2 separate regions of the Homo sapiens genome follow, and region 2 is linked to region 1. The links are chromatin contacts, found by Hi-C in ENCODE. All regions are on one chromosome and are shown on one strand. The core of a region is the stretch at or near the end of the contact, and the rest is flanking DNA. Distances in the headings are between cores, read along the strand shown. Region 1 overlaps LOC105372631 (a long non-coding RNA gene). Region 2 holds the start of CD40 (CD40 molecule).

Evidence for each region. Hi-C counts contacts between places; a loop is a spot of excess contacts on that map. Pooled maps may share reads with other maps.
Region 2: a pooled map shows a loop between it and region 1 (2.0-fold over the local background). The contact joins the promoter of CD40 here to the enhancer-like site in region 1. A Hi-C loop is called at or near these places in 2 of 37 single-sample maps with no recorded cell type and 2 of 50 pooled maps.

What each region holds. Positions count from the first base shown.
Region 1 is chr20:45,429,535-45,435,556 of GRCh38, forward strand. LOC105372631 (a long non-coding RNA gene) reads left to right here. Exons shown (of 4, transcript NR_159957.1): 2 at 1-136. Among named protein-coding and RNA genes, the nearest start is that of MIR6812, 7.0 kb to the left of the region's middle. Within about 2 kb of position 3,902, at least 13 of the 41 ENCODE cell types and tissues checked have a DNase peak (open chromatin) inside an H3K27ac peak, as active enhancers do.
Region 2 is chr20:46,113,781-46,119,772 of GRCh38, forward strand. It overlaps CD40 (CD40 molecule), which reads left to right and starts at 4,534. Exons shown (of 9, transcript NM_001250.6): 1 at 4,534-4,614. The coding sequence starts at 4,564. RefSeq lists a cis regulatory region at 3,716-5,813, enhancers at 3,755-4,571, 4,337-4,396, 5,407-5,756 and a silencer at 4,313-4,532.

The DNA of each region.
Region 1 (6,022 bases), core at 2,652-5,151:
GAGGTGGTGCTACACACCTTGGAGGGGCTCCTGGGAGCTACTGAGAATGTCCCCTAAGTCAGTATTCCTGCCTCAGCTGAAATGCCAGTCTTCAGCCTCATCTACTGCACACTTGAGTCCATGAGATTTTAGAGTGGTAAGTGACCTTTGGGGTCTCAGTTTTCCTATCTGTAAAGGGAGTGGGCTGGACAATGAACAGCTGTTCTCCATTCTTTTGTTATTGGTTCCCATCCAGAGCCTCCCAGCTAGTTGTCTCAACATCCCAGGGGAGAAAGCATAGCTCTTTGTCCATTGGTTTATTTATTCAATTTAGGAATAATGAGTGTATTGTTTTATATGAATAACCATACTTATTTAAAAGATCAAACTAAACTAAATAGTACAAACAAGCGAAATCTCTCCCCAAAGTCTACTATGGTGCTGTGCAACAGAAATATAATACAAGCCACAAATCGAATTTTCAATTTCCTAGTAGCTTTTTTAAAAAGTAAAAAGAGGGGCCAGGCACAGTGGCTCAGCCTGTAATCCCAGCACTTTGGGAGGCTGAGGTGGGCAGGATCACCTGAGCTCGGGAAGTTGAGGCTAATAGTGGGCTGAGATTGTGCCACTGCACTCCAGCCTGGGTGACAGGGAAGGAGACCCTGTCTCAAAAAAAAAAAAAAAAGAAAGGAAAAACAGGTAAAATTAATTTGATGATAGTTTATTTGAGTACAGTATATATATCATTTCAATATATAATTAATATGAAATAAAAACTAATGCAATATTTTACTTTTCTTTATATTAAGTCTTTGAAATCTGATGTGTACTTTAAACATTTATAGCATATAACAACTAATATTAGCCATAACTCATGTGCTCAATAGTTGCATGTGGTCAGTGGCTACCATATTGGACATTGATGCTCTACCATATAAAGCAACTATCAGTAACTTCAGGATAACCTCATCAACATTTTGTTAGATTGATTAACAAAAATAATTCTACAAAAATGAAGAGTTTATGGATATTGTTTTCCCTGAATTTTTGCATATTTTCTTAATACCTGAAGGACAATTTTATGGGGTAATATTTTAAAAAATAATTTGACTTTTTTTTTCCTCTTTCTAGGCTATTGAGATTTATTTATTTATTTATTTATTTAAGATGGAGTCTCTGTCGCCCAGGCTGGAGTGCAGTGGTGCAATCTTGGCTCACTGCAACCTCTGCCTCCTGGGTTCAAGTGATTCTCTCACCTCAGCCTCCCGAGTAGCTGGGATGACAGGCACGCACCACCATGCCTGGCTAATTTTTGTATTTTTAGTAGAGGCGGGGTTTCACCACGTTAACCAGGCTGGTCTCAAACTCCTGACCTCAAGTGATTTACCCACCTCAGCCAACCAAAGTGCTGACATTATAGGTGTGAGCCACCGCACCTGGCCCAGGCTATTGGTACTTACTATCCCCAACTTTTATTCTATGCTAGTAATTTGATTTGTAGCTCTGACTTGTTTCTTCCTTGAGATTTTCAATTTATTTGCAGTTTTTTTAGTGGTGTTACCTAGATCTTCAATTTATTTCTTTAACACTCATTTTTAAGGGTCTTTTAAATTTTTATTTATTTTAAAATATTTATTTATTTATTTATTTATTTTTAGAAATGAAATCTTGTTATGTTGTCCAGGGTGGTCTTCAACACCTAGCCTCAAGCAATCCTCCCACCTTGGCCTCCCAAAGCACTGGGATTACAGGTGTGAACACTGAACCACTGAACCCAGCCTAATGTCTTATTTTATTAAAGTTTTTGTTTTTTAAGCTGAAAGCCCTCCTATAAATTTTTCCTTTTATCAGATTTTCTGCTGAATTCAGTTATCTGTGTCTGTTTCTTTTCTCCAGCGTCCTTTCCTTTTTAATTTTCTTCTTTTTTTCCTTTCTTCCCTCCCTCCCTGCTTTATTTTCTTTCTTCCTTATAACTGTATGTAGTATGGTGCATAGCTACTCTGTCATTTCCCTTCATCTTCGTCAGGCTCAGTTTGGGCAACTCTGCCCTGTCCTTTCGCTTATTCTAATTGGTGTCAGTATATTCTCTTTGGTTTCCTTCTCACCATATCTGAGATCTATTGTTATTTCCATCCCTACCCCCCAAATTGCAGTCTGAAGTTTGCCTCTATACACTTCTGTGGAGCCTAAAGTCATGGGGTTGAGGGAAGAAAGGAATGCTATTGGAGATGTCTCTTGACTATGATGGGCAGCCTGGGCTCTGCTCTCTGGAGATTTTCTTAAATTCCTGGAACCACAGTTGGCTTCCTCTAGTGACGTGTTATTCCATTTTTGAGAAAGTTTCCCTGGAGCTTTGGATCAGCCAACCAATTAGAAATTTGAGCCTTGGGGAATGGCAAACCTTGGTGGGCTTTTTATCTCTGTGGAGACCCCAAGAGCTTGGGTGGGACTTGAATTTTCTGGGGATGCATCTTGACTTTTTGCATGCAGTTCTCTAACACTCCTCCCCAAAACTCATATTAAAATTTAATCCCTAATGTGGCAGTACTGAGAGGTGGGGTCTTTAAGAGGTGATTGGGTCATGAATGGATTAATCCATTCACAGATAAATGGATTAATGGATTATCATAGGAGTGGGACTGGTGACTTTATAAGAGGAAAACACATAGTTTAGCATGCTCAGCCCCCTCACCATGTGATGTCCTGAACTGCCTCAGGACTCTGCAGAGGGTCCCCACAACAAGAAGGCTTTCACCAGGTGCATCCCCTTGACCTTGGGCTTCCCAGCCTACAGAACTGTAAGAAATAAATTTGGTTTTTAATAAATTACCCAGTTTCAGGTATTCTGTTAAGACACAGGACAAGAAGGCTACTCAGTTGCAAGCAAGAGCCATTTCTTATGGAAAAGGAAGTGTGAGTCAGAGTGGAGCCAAGAACCTCTGGCAACAGGTGCACAATTCAATTTCAGAATTGCCGGGGCTCAGTGATTGCTCTGAACTTCCCCTTTTAAAACGGTAGTGAACATAGTGGTTTCCTGTGCCAATCTCGCCATTGCAGGTTGGGTGCATGTGAGGCAGAAAACATGTCTCTTTAGTTCACAGGTTTTCAGATGGAGAGAAACTCTACCCACGGAACAGAACCCAAGACGCCTCTTTGCAGCTGGACTTGATGTAGATAAGCTCCAGAAATTGGAGCTGAGTTTGATGTCAAAATAGGATGAGGTGTTTGTTTGTTTGTTTGTTTGTTTGTTTGGTTTTAAGACAAACTCACTCTGTCACCCAGGCTGGAGTGTAGTGGTGTGATCACGGCTCACTGCAGTTTTGACTTTCCAGGCTCAAGCAATCCTCCCACCTCAGCCTTTTGAGTAGCTGGGACTACTACAGGTTTGTGGCACCGTGATTGGCTAATTTTTTATTTTTTATAGAGATAGGGTCTTGCTATGTTGCCCAGGCTGGTCTCGAACTCCTGGATACAAGTGTTCCTCCCACCTCAGTCTCCCAAAGTGCTGGGATTACAGTCATGAACCACTGCATCTGGCCAAGATTTTTTTTTTTTTTTTTTTTTTTTTTTTTTTTAGTGGGAAGTAGGGCAGTGGGGGTAGGTGGGGACGGGTCTTGGAGGAAGTTATATTTTACATATAGGAAAATTTTAACTAATCTGTCTCAGTTTAAAAACATGTCTGCAATTTTTCTGGCACTTGTCCCATTGAGAATTGGGGTCAATCCCCTTTTTGAATCTGGGCTGACCTTGCCGACTCCATCATGATCAGTAGAATGCAGTGGAAGAGATACTGTGTGATTTCTGAGGCTAGGTCAAAAAAGGCTGTCCTTCCATCTTGCACTCTTGGGATGCTGGCTCTGGGTGATGCTGATGTCCATGTGAAAAGTCTGACTACCCAGAGGCCACTGCTGAAAAGAACACATGCAGTGGACACCGGCCAACAGTTCCAGCTGAGTTTAGCCTTTTAGTTTAGCCTTTCTGCCAAGGCCCTAGACATGTGATTGAAGCCATCCTGGGTCCTCCAGCCCAGCCCAGCCCAGCTGGGTACCACAGAATGACCTCAGACATGGCCACAAGGAGCAAAAGAATTCCCCAACTAAGCCCCGCCTGAATTCCAGACCTACAGAATCCACGTGCATCAGAAAAGAGTTGTTGTTTTGTGCCACTAAGTATGGATCCTGGTAGGCAACTCACTGGAACAACTGGTGAGAATTTTCAGGACTTTTGTATTATTTCCTCTTTCTCCTGCACCTCTTCTGGAACAGAGCAGTTGGGGATAGGACCATGACGAAACACATCAAGATATTCTATATTTTTCTGTTGCTACTGCTTTTTGAAGTTTATGGAATGAGGTTCTACTGTTTCCCATGGTGGTTTACTGCTGCTGATTTTTTTTTTTTTACCTGTTTTTTTTTTTTCTCCTATCCAATTCAATAGAAACCAGAGAATGAACATTCTATTGTGAAACTATCCTGCCATCTGCACTTTACTCAGTGATATGGTTTGGATTTGTGTTGCCACCCAAATCTCATGTCAAATTGTAATCCCCAATATTGGAGGTGGGGCCTGGTGGGAGCTGGTTGGATCATGGGGGTGGATTTCCCCCTTTCTGTTCTCCTGATAGTGAGATCTCATGATACTTGGTTGTTTAAAAGTGTGTGGCACCTCCCCCCTCTCTCTTTCGCCCACTCCTGCCATGTAAGACATGTCTGCTTCCCCTTTGCCTTCCACCATGATTGAAAGTTTCTTGAGGCCTCCCCAGCTATGCTACCTGTACAGCTGGCAGAACCGTGAGCCAATTAAACCTCTTCTTTATAAATTACCCAGTCTCGGGTAGTTGTTTTTTTTTTGAGACGGAGTTTTGCTGTTGTTGCCCAGGCTGGAGTGCAATGGCGCGATCTCAGCTCACCGCAACCTCCGCCTCCCGGGTTCAAGCGATTCTCCTGCCTCACCCTCCCAAGTAGCTGGGATTACAGGCATGCACCACCACCCTGGCTAGTTTTGTATTTTTTTTTTTAGTAGAGACAGGGTTTCTCCATGTTGGTCAGGCTGATCTTGAACTCCCGACCTCAGGTGATCCGCCCGCCCCGGTCTCCCAAAGTGCTGGGATTACAGGCATGAGCCACTGCACCCGGCCATTTTTTGTTTGTTTGTTTTGTTTTTTTGTGTTTTTTTTTGAGACACAGTTTCACTCTTGTTGCTCAGGCTGAAGTGTAATGGCGCGATCTCAGCTCACTGCAACCTCTAACTCCCGGGCTCAAGTGATTCTCTTGCTTCAGCCTCCAGAGTAGCTGGGATTACAGGCATGTGCCACCACACCCAGCTAATTTTGTATTTTTAGTAGATGTGGGGTTTTTCCATGTTGGTCAGGCTGGTCTCGAACACCCGACCTCAGGTGATCTGCCCTCCTCGGCCTCCCAAAGCGCTGAGATTACAGGCGTGAGCCACCACTCCTGGTGTCAGGTAGTTCTTTATAGCAGTGGGAGAATGGACTAATACACCCAGAAGTCTATGTTTTAAATGAAAACTTAATTTTAAATAGTACAAAAATATTTGTAAGGTTTTTTATTTTCTTAATCATAAAAAGAACATAAGAGATTAAATAGGTGATATTAAAGAAAGAAAAAGAACGCCCATGTTCTTACAACACTAATACAATACCTGTGAACATTTTGTTTCTCTTTCCCCTACATAGCATTATTTTTTGTCTGTTGATTGAATTCCCTCCCCTCCCAAAGTTTTTTTTTTTTTTTTTGTATTAAGCCAAACCACAAATAAGTATCATTTATGTTAGATGCCGTGCTAGGTGCTGCTGATACAACTGAGAATATGTCAGATACAGCCCCAGCCCTTTTTGATTTAGAGTCTAGCTGGTGAGGTCATTTACCAAATAATGATGCATAATCATTCCATAAATACAAATGATGGTGTTATGAAGATAAAAAGAGGGTGCTCAGAAAGAACTAAGGGGGTACAATTTATTTTATTTTAGAAATTCTTTTAGATTCAGAAAGTACGTGTGCAGGTTTGTTGCACGGGTGTA
Region 2 (5,992 bases), core at 3,284-5,783, 680 kb after region 1:
TGGTGGCCTACTCAAGCAGGTTGACTGCTGGGCAAGAGGGTCAGGACACTGGTAGGCCCTAGGTGGTGGGGTGGGGTAGGCGAGGTCAAGCCTGGGCTGGATGACCCTGTGAGAGAATTGTGCAGTGGAGAAGCCGCTAAGGAACTTACTCATTTGCCCATGAGAAACCATATATGGACACGGGGTTGGGGTGGGGGTGGTAGGGTATGTCTCCCAATCAGACCATCCGCCCCACCTCCACCAAGTCCTTTTCCTCCTAGCAGGCAGGGTCCTGGCTCAAGTTAACTCTTGAATGAGTAAGAGAGAAGATAAAATGAGATTTAAATTGAGTTTGAGAATAAAGGTCTAAAGGATGGAGGTTTAACAACAGAAAGTGATCCAAAAGTAATGCAATCTGCCCAAAATGTCATTAAGGGATGGAAAAGGGAGATTCAACACAGCATGGCTGAAGGCAGAGATTAGGGGAGAAAATCTTCATCATTATACCCCACAGAGTTGAATCGCCTCAATACACTGGCTCCACAAGTAAACAGAAAAATTGAAATACAGTGTGGTCGGGCTAGAGTCTTGCTTGGGTAAAGCTGCCCCAGGTTCTGAGAGAGCACAGGGGGATAGGTTGGTTGTTAGAGAGAGATTTCCAGAGGAGGGTTGCCTGAGATGGACCTTGAAGGGTGAGAAAGAGTTGGCCAGGTGAAAGGAGAGTGGCAGTGGGAAGGGAGCTCTCCAGGCAGAGGTGACAGCACGGGACATCTGGGGAGTGGGGCTGGAGCATGAAGGGGAAGGCAGGAAGGATGCTTAGAGATGTACACCAGGAGGCCCATGGCCTTGCAGCTCTGCAAGCTTAAGGGGTGAGGGCCCTGGAGAGCCACTTTAAACCTTGGAGCAACACAATTGGATTTGCATATTAGACAGAACACTCTGGATGCCAGATTCTGGCAGCGCTGTGGACACTGGACCTCTAGGCATGCTCCTCACCCATTCACCTGGCACTGTGAACCCACCTCCCTACAAAGGCCATTTCATCTCTGAGTTTCCAAAATCCTGGCTCCCTACTCTTTTGAATGTCCTTTGCCCCATTCCTATTGCAGAACCCTTCATTGTTCCCTTTTTGATTGGCCTCCGAATATTGCCACTTTCCCTTAAATCATCTTCTCGCTTTCCTCCTCCAGCACACTCTTCTCAGCTCAACAAGATTCTAGGCCTTCTCTGGGCCTGTGCCCACCAGCACATGCCTCCTCAGGATATGTATATACTAAAATATCTTCCCTTTATCTTATCTGGTCTTCGCCCCATGGGGCAACCCGAAGGCTAACATTTATTCCTTCACACATTAATTTAAGCTGCTTTAATTGCTGCTATGATATGTTTTATATAATATAATTAATGTTTTAATTCTGTGTACTTGCTTCCCCAGGCAGTTTTGTGAAAGGCCCAATTTTGGAATCAAGCAAATAAAGAATAAGTAATGGCTGAAATCATTATAGTAACACCCCTCTCTCAAAGGATTTAAAACCGTGCTTGTTTTTTTCAAAGTATGTTAAAAAGGGAAAAGATATTTTAATCTTCTCTCCATCCTGGGCATGTTTGGGTGGCTTTAATGAAGTTCCCTGGACCCTGATTTCAAGAGTTTCTGGCCTTTTGGTATCTGACCACCATTCTCAAGAGGCCACTGCAGCTTGAGGTCTGTGTTGAGATTACCAGCTTCGCACCCCCTGCCACCAACTCTTTGTCATGATTGGAGGCTGTACTTAGGATGAGAAGTTGCTGAACCCACTCATTCATTTATTCATTCATTCAGCACCCATATATTGGTGTCCTATTATGTACCTAGGACTGGGATAGATCCAGTCCTGCCCTCAGGGAGCTCACAGTCAAATGGGACCAGGCAGAAGGAGTTATGAGCTGGCATGCTAAATGCTGTGGCAACACAGGGGAGGAGGCAGGGTGGGATAGAGTACCTACCTCTGCCTCAGGGAGTTGGGGAAGGTGTAAGAGGAGGCAACATTTAAACTGTTTAAGAAAGGAGAAGGAAAGGAAGGAAACATCAAGAGCAATGAGATAAACCGTAAGGAAAAAAGATTGTGTGCCTGGGAAGTGGGGAGAGGCTGAAGCCAGTGTGCATGGGAGGACGTGGCAGGAAGTAAGCATAGAAAGAGAGGTTGGGGCTGAGTGAGGAAGGGTGTGCTTTGCCAGGATAAGAAATTTGGATCATCCTGAGGGTGCAGGGAAACCCAAAGAGGCTTTTATGCAGGAAAGTGTCCCAGTCGATCAGATCTGGAGTTTATCAAGAGAATCGCAGCAGTGTAAAGAGTTGCCTGGCACATAGTAGGTGCTCAATAAATCCTGTGGAATGAGAGAGGCTGTTGGGACAGTCCAGATGAAAGATGGCACCCTCTGAATTAGGGCAGTGGCAGAGGTGACAGAAAATAAGGGATGGATCCTAGAGGCAGAATCCACAAGACTTGCAAATGTGCCCTTAACAGCAGAAGCCATGAGAATGGGGTTAGAAGTGTCCTCCTCTTCCATCCTCCCTGATCTGTGAGGTCTGGCCTCTTGTCCTCTTCCAGAAATTGAGAGCTTGGAGGGTCATCACCTCAACCGTTGTCTAGTTCAAGCTCCTAAGTTTTCCTTGGAGAAAAATTTAGGCCTAAGGGAACACAGTCCTTCAGAGGCAGAGGCTGCACCAGAACCCAGGTGTTCCATGCTGCAAAGCAGAGTGTTAACACTGGTTCAAGAACATCTTGAGGGCCAGGTGCGGTGGCTCATGCCTGTAATCTCAGCACTTTGGGAGGCCAAGGCAGGCGGATCACCTGAGGTCAGGAGTTTGAGACCAGCCTGGCCAACGTGGAGAAACCCCGTCTCTACTAAAAATACAAAAATTAGCTGGGCGTGGTGGCGCCAGCCTGTAATCCCAGCTACTCGGGAGGCTGAGGCAGGAGAATTGCTTGAACCCAGGAGGCAGAGGTTGCAGTGAGCCGAGATCATGCCACTGCACTCCAGCCTGGGCAACAGAATGAGACTCTGTCAAAAAAAACCCAAAAACCAAAAACCAAACAAACACCCAAAAAACAAAACGAAACAAAAAACAAAAAAACAAAAGCACGTCTTCAGAGTTCATGAACCCAGGAAATGTAGGCACAAGTGTGTGTGTTTCTGCAAAATGAGAGGGTCCCGAGTTTCCTAACATACTTAAAGTGTTTTATGATGCCACAAAAGGCTGGCCCACTCTTTTTTTTTTTTTGAGATGGAGTTTTGCACTGTCGCCCAGGCTGAAGTGCAGTGATGTAATCATTGCAATCATGGCTCACTGCAACCTTGACTTCTTGAGCTCAAGCGATCCTCCTGCCTCAGCCTCCTGAGTAGCTGGGACTACAGGTGTTTGCCACCATGCCTGGCTAACTTAAAAATTTCTTTATTTTGTAGAGATGGGGGTCTTGCCATGTTGCCAGGCTGGTCTTGAACTCCTGGCCTCAAGCAATCTCCCTTTTTGGCCTTCCAAAGTGTTAGATTACAGGCGTAAGCCACCGCGCCTGGCCCCCACCTTTATTTTTATTTTTATTTATTATTTATTTTTTTTTTTTTTGAGACTGAGTCTTGCTCTGCCTTCGAGGCTGGAGTGCAGTGGCACGATCTCGGCTCATTGCAATCTCTGCCTCTGCGGTTCAAGCGATTCTCCTGCCTCAGCCTCCCGAGTAGCTGGGATTACAGGCGAACGCCACTACATCCGGTTAATTTTTGTATTTTTAGTAGAGACGGAGTTTCACTATGTTGGCCAGGTTGGTCTCGAACTCCTGACCTCAAGTGATCTGCCCGCCTCGGCCTCCTAAAGTGCTGGATTACAGGCGTGAGCCACCGCGCCCGGCCCCACTCTTAATAAATGCCTGTCTCCAGGTGCTGGGTGGGAGGTGGGATGGAATGGAATGAGGTGAGGACGCATGGATGCATGGATGAATGGATGGGAAGTTGAGACGACGCGCCCACACGAGGGAATTTCCTTTGAAAGAGAGCGAAATTCTGAGTTGGGAAACTCTTCCTTGAAACGCCTCCCCATACCCCAGCTGTGGCCTTCCCGTTTTCTGCGTGGTGGTGTGGGGGGAACTTCCTCAGGCCTCTCCGCAGTGGAGCCTCTTTCGGTTCTGCCAGGATACCTAGAGGCAGCGGAGAGCGGGGCAGGGAGGGGAAAACCGTGAGGGTCCCTGTGGCAGGCCCCAGCACCCATGGGATCTCTCTCCGGTCGCAGGAAGCAGGCTAGCTCCTAGCCCGCCTCGGCTTGGCCTTTGTGGGACCTGGGGGCAAAGAAGAAGAGCTGTCTCTGGGACCATGCCTCCTCCCGTACACAGCAAGATGCGTCCCTAAACTCCCGGGGGAATTAGACTTGTGGGAATGTTCTGGGGAAACTCCTGCGCGGTGAATTGCTGGGGGCTCCGCCCCCCCGATAGGTGGACCGCGATTGGTCTTTGAAGACCCCGCCCCTTTCCTGGGCGGGGCCAAGGCTGGGGCAGGGGAGTCAGCAGAGGCCTCGCTCGGGCGCCCAGTGGTCCTGCCGCCTGGTCTCACCTCGCTATGGTTCGTCTGCCTCTGCAGTGCGTCCTCTGGGGCTGCTTGCTGACCGCTGTGAGTTGTTTTTGCCCCGACCAGACGGGAGTTGGGAGTGGGGAATGAGAAGGAAAGGGAAGGAAGACTTCGGGGAAGAGGCCTTCCTGGCTGATTTTTGTGGGGGCAGGAGGGTGGGTGGGAGCTGGGCAAGGTGCCCCCGCTCCTGGCTGAATGGGGTGGGCTGCCTCTCTCTTCTCCCGGGCTGGGGTCCCGGGAGCGGCCTACAGGGGCCGCTCAGGGAAGGCACTGGCTGCCCAAGCGTGCCTAGACGGCCTGGACGGGTTTAGGGAGCCTCAGAGGCTGGCCACACAGAGACTGGTAGGGGGTTCAGAGGGCGGGAAGTGAGGCGGACCAAGGGAAGGGGCGGGTCTGGCCCGTTTCCTGTCCCCTTCTTATTGTGGACAGATGCCAGCCTCTGTAAGTAGTTATCATCTCCTTGCCAGCTGGGGCTGCCTTCTTCCAGGGCATCTTGTGGGAACAAGAGATGGGTGCAGAGGCCCAGGTACTTTTGTGAGAAGGCAAGGAGCTTTTAACATCGCCTTCCACCCCGAACCGTATCTTGGGTGTTCCAACCTAGGAGGAATCCCCAGGGCTTTGCCTTTTTCTCCTGAATTTAAGATGACATAGGAGACCCCTGGGGAGATGAACAGTTTATGGGACACAATAAAGGGTTAGGAGACCAGAGTTCTGGTTGGCTCTGACAGGGCTGGTGATCAGAGGGCTGGAGAAACCAGGGGTTTCTCCAGGCACCAGAGGGGCTCAGAGCCAACCAAGCATATCTCCGGGATTTTCAGAAGCCTACACTTGACTCACTTTTTGTTTAAATGTATTTTTGTAGTTCCTCATTCTGGAGGCTGGGAATCCCCCAAGTACCTGGCTCCTTCATCCCAGCCCCTCTGGCCTCCCCCTACTTTAGAGGGCTGTAGATTCCTGCCTGAAGCCTGGGCAGGAATGACCCATGGTATCAAGGAAAGCAAGGGAAGCAGCAAGGGAAGAGAGGGAGTGGGGAGGCTGCTTTGGTCCCACAGCTTTCACTTTCACCTGAAGCAATGGCTCTTAGGGAACAGGGAGGCAGGGGGAGGGCGGAGCTGGAAAGAGGTAAAGGGGGGCCCTTGTGGTAGGAGTGGAGAAAGAGCCAGAGGAGGTGGGGTGAAGGGTGTGATCCAGGCTTCTCAAGAGCAGAGTTTGCCCTCATAACTCCCAACTTTGGCTCCAGGTAGAGGCTGGGCTGTGACAACAATGTCAGAAGCTATCTATTGAGGGCTTCTTGTGTGTCAGGCTCTGAGCCAAACACTGCCTGTTTTCTTTGTCTGATTTCTCACAACTCCCCCATTATACAGATGGGCAAATTGAGGCTCAGAAAGGGGGATTGTCTTGCCAAAGGTCTCATAGCTAG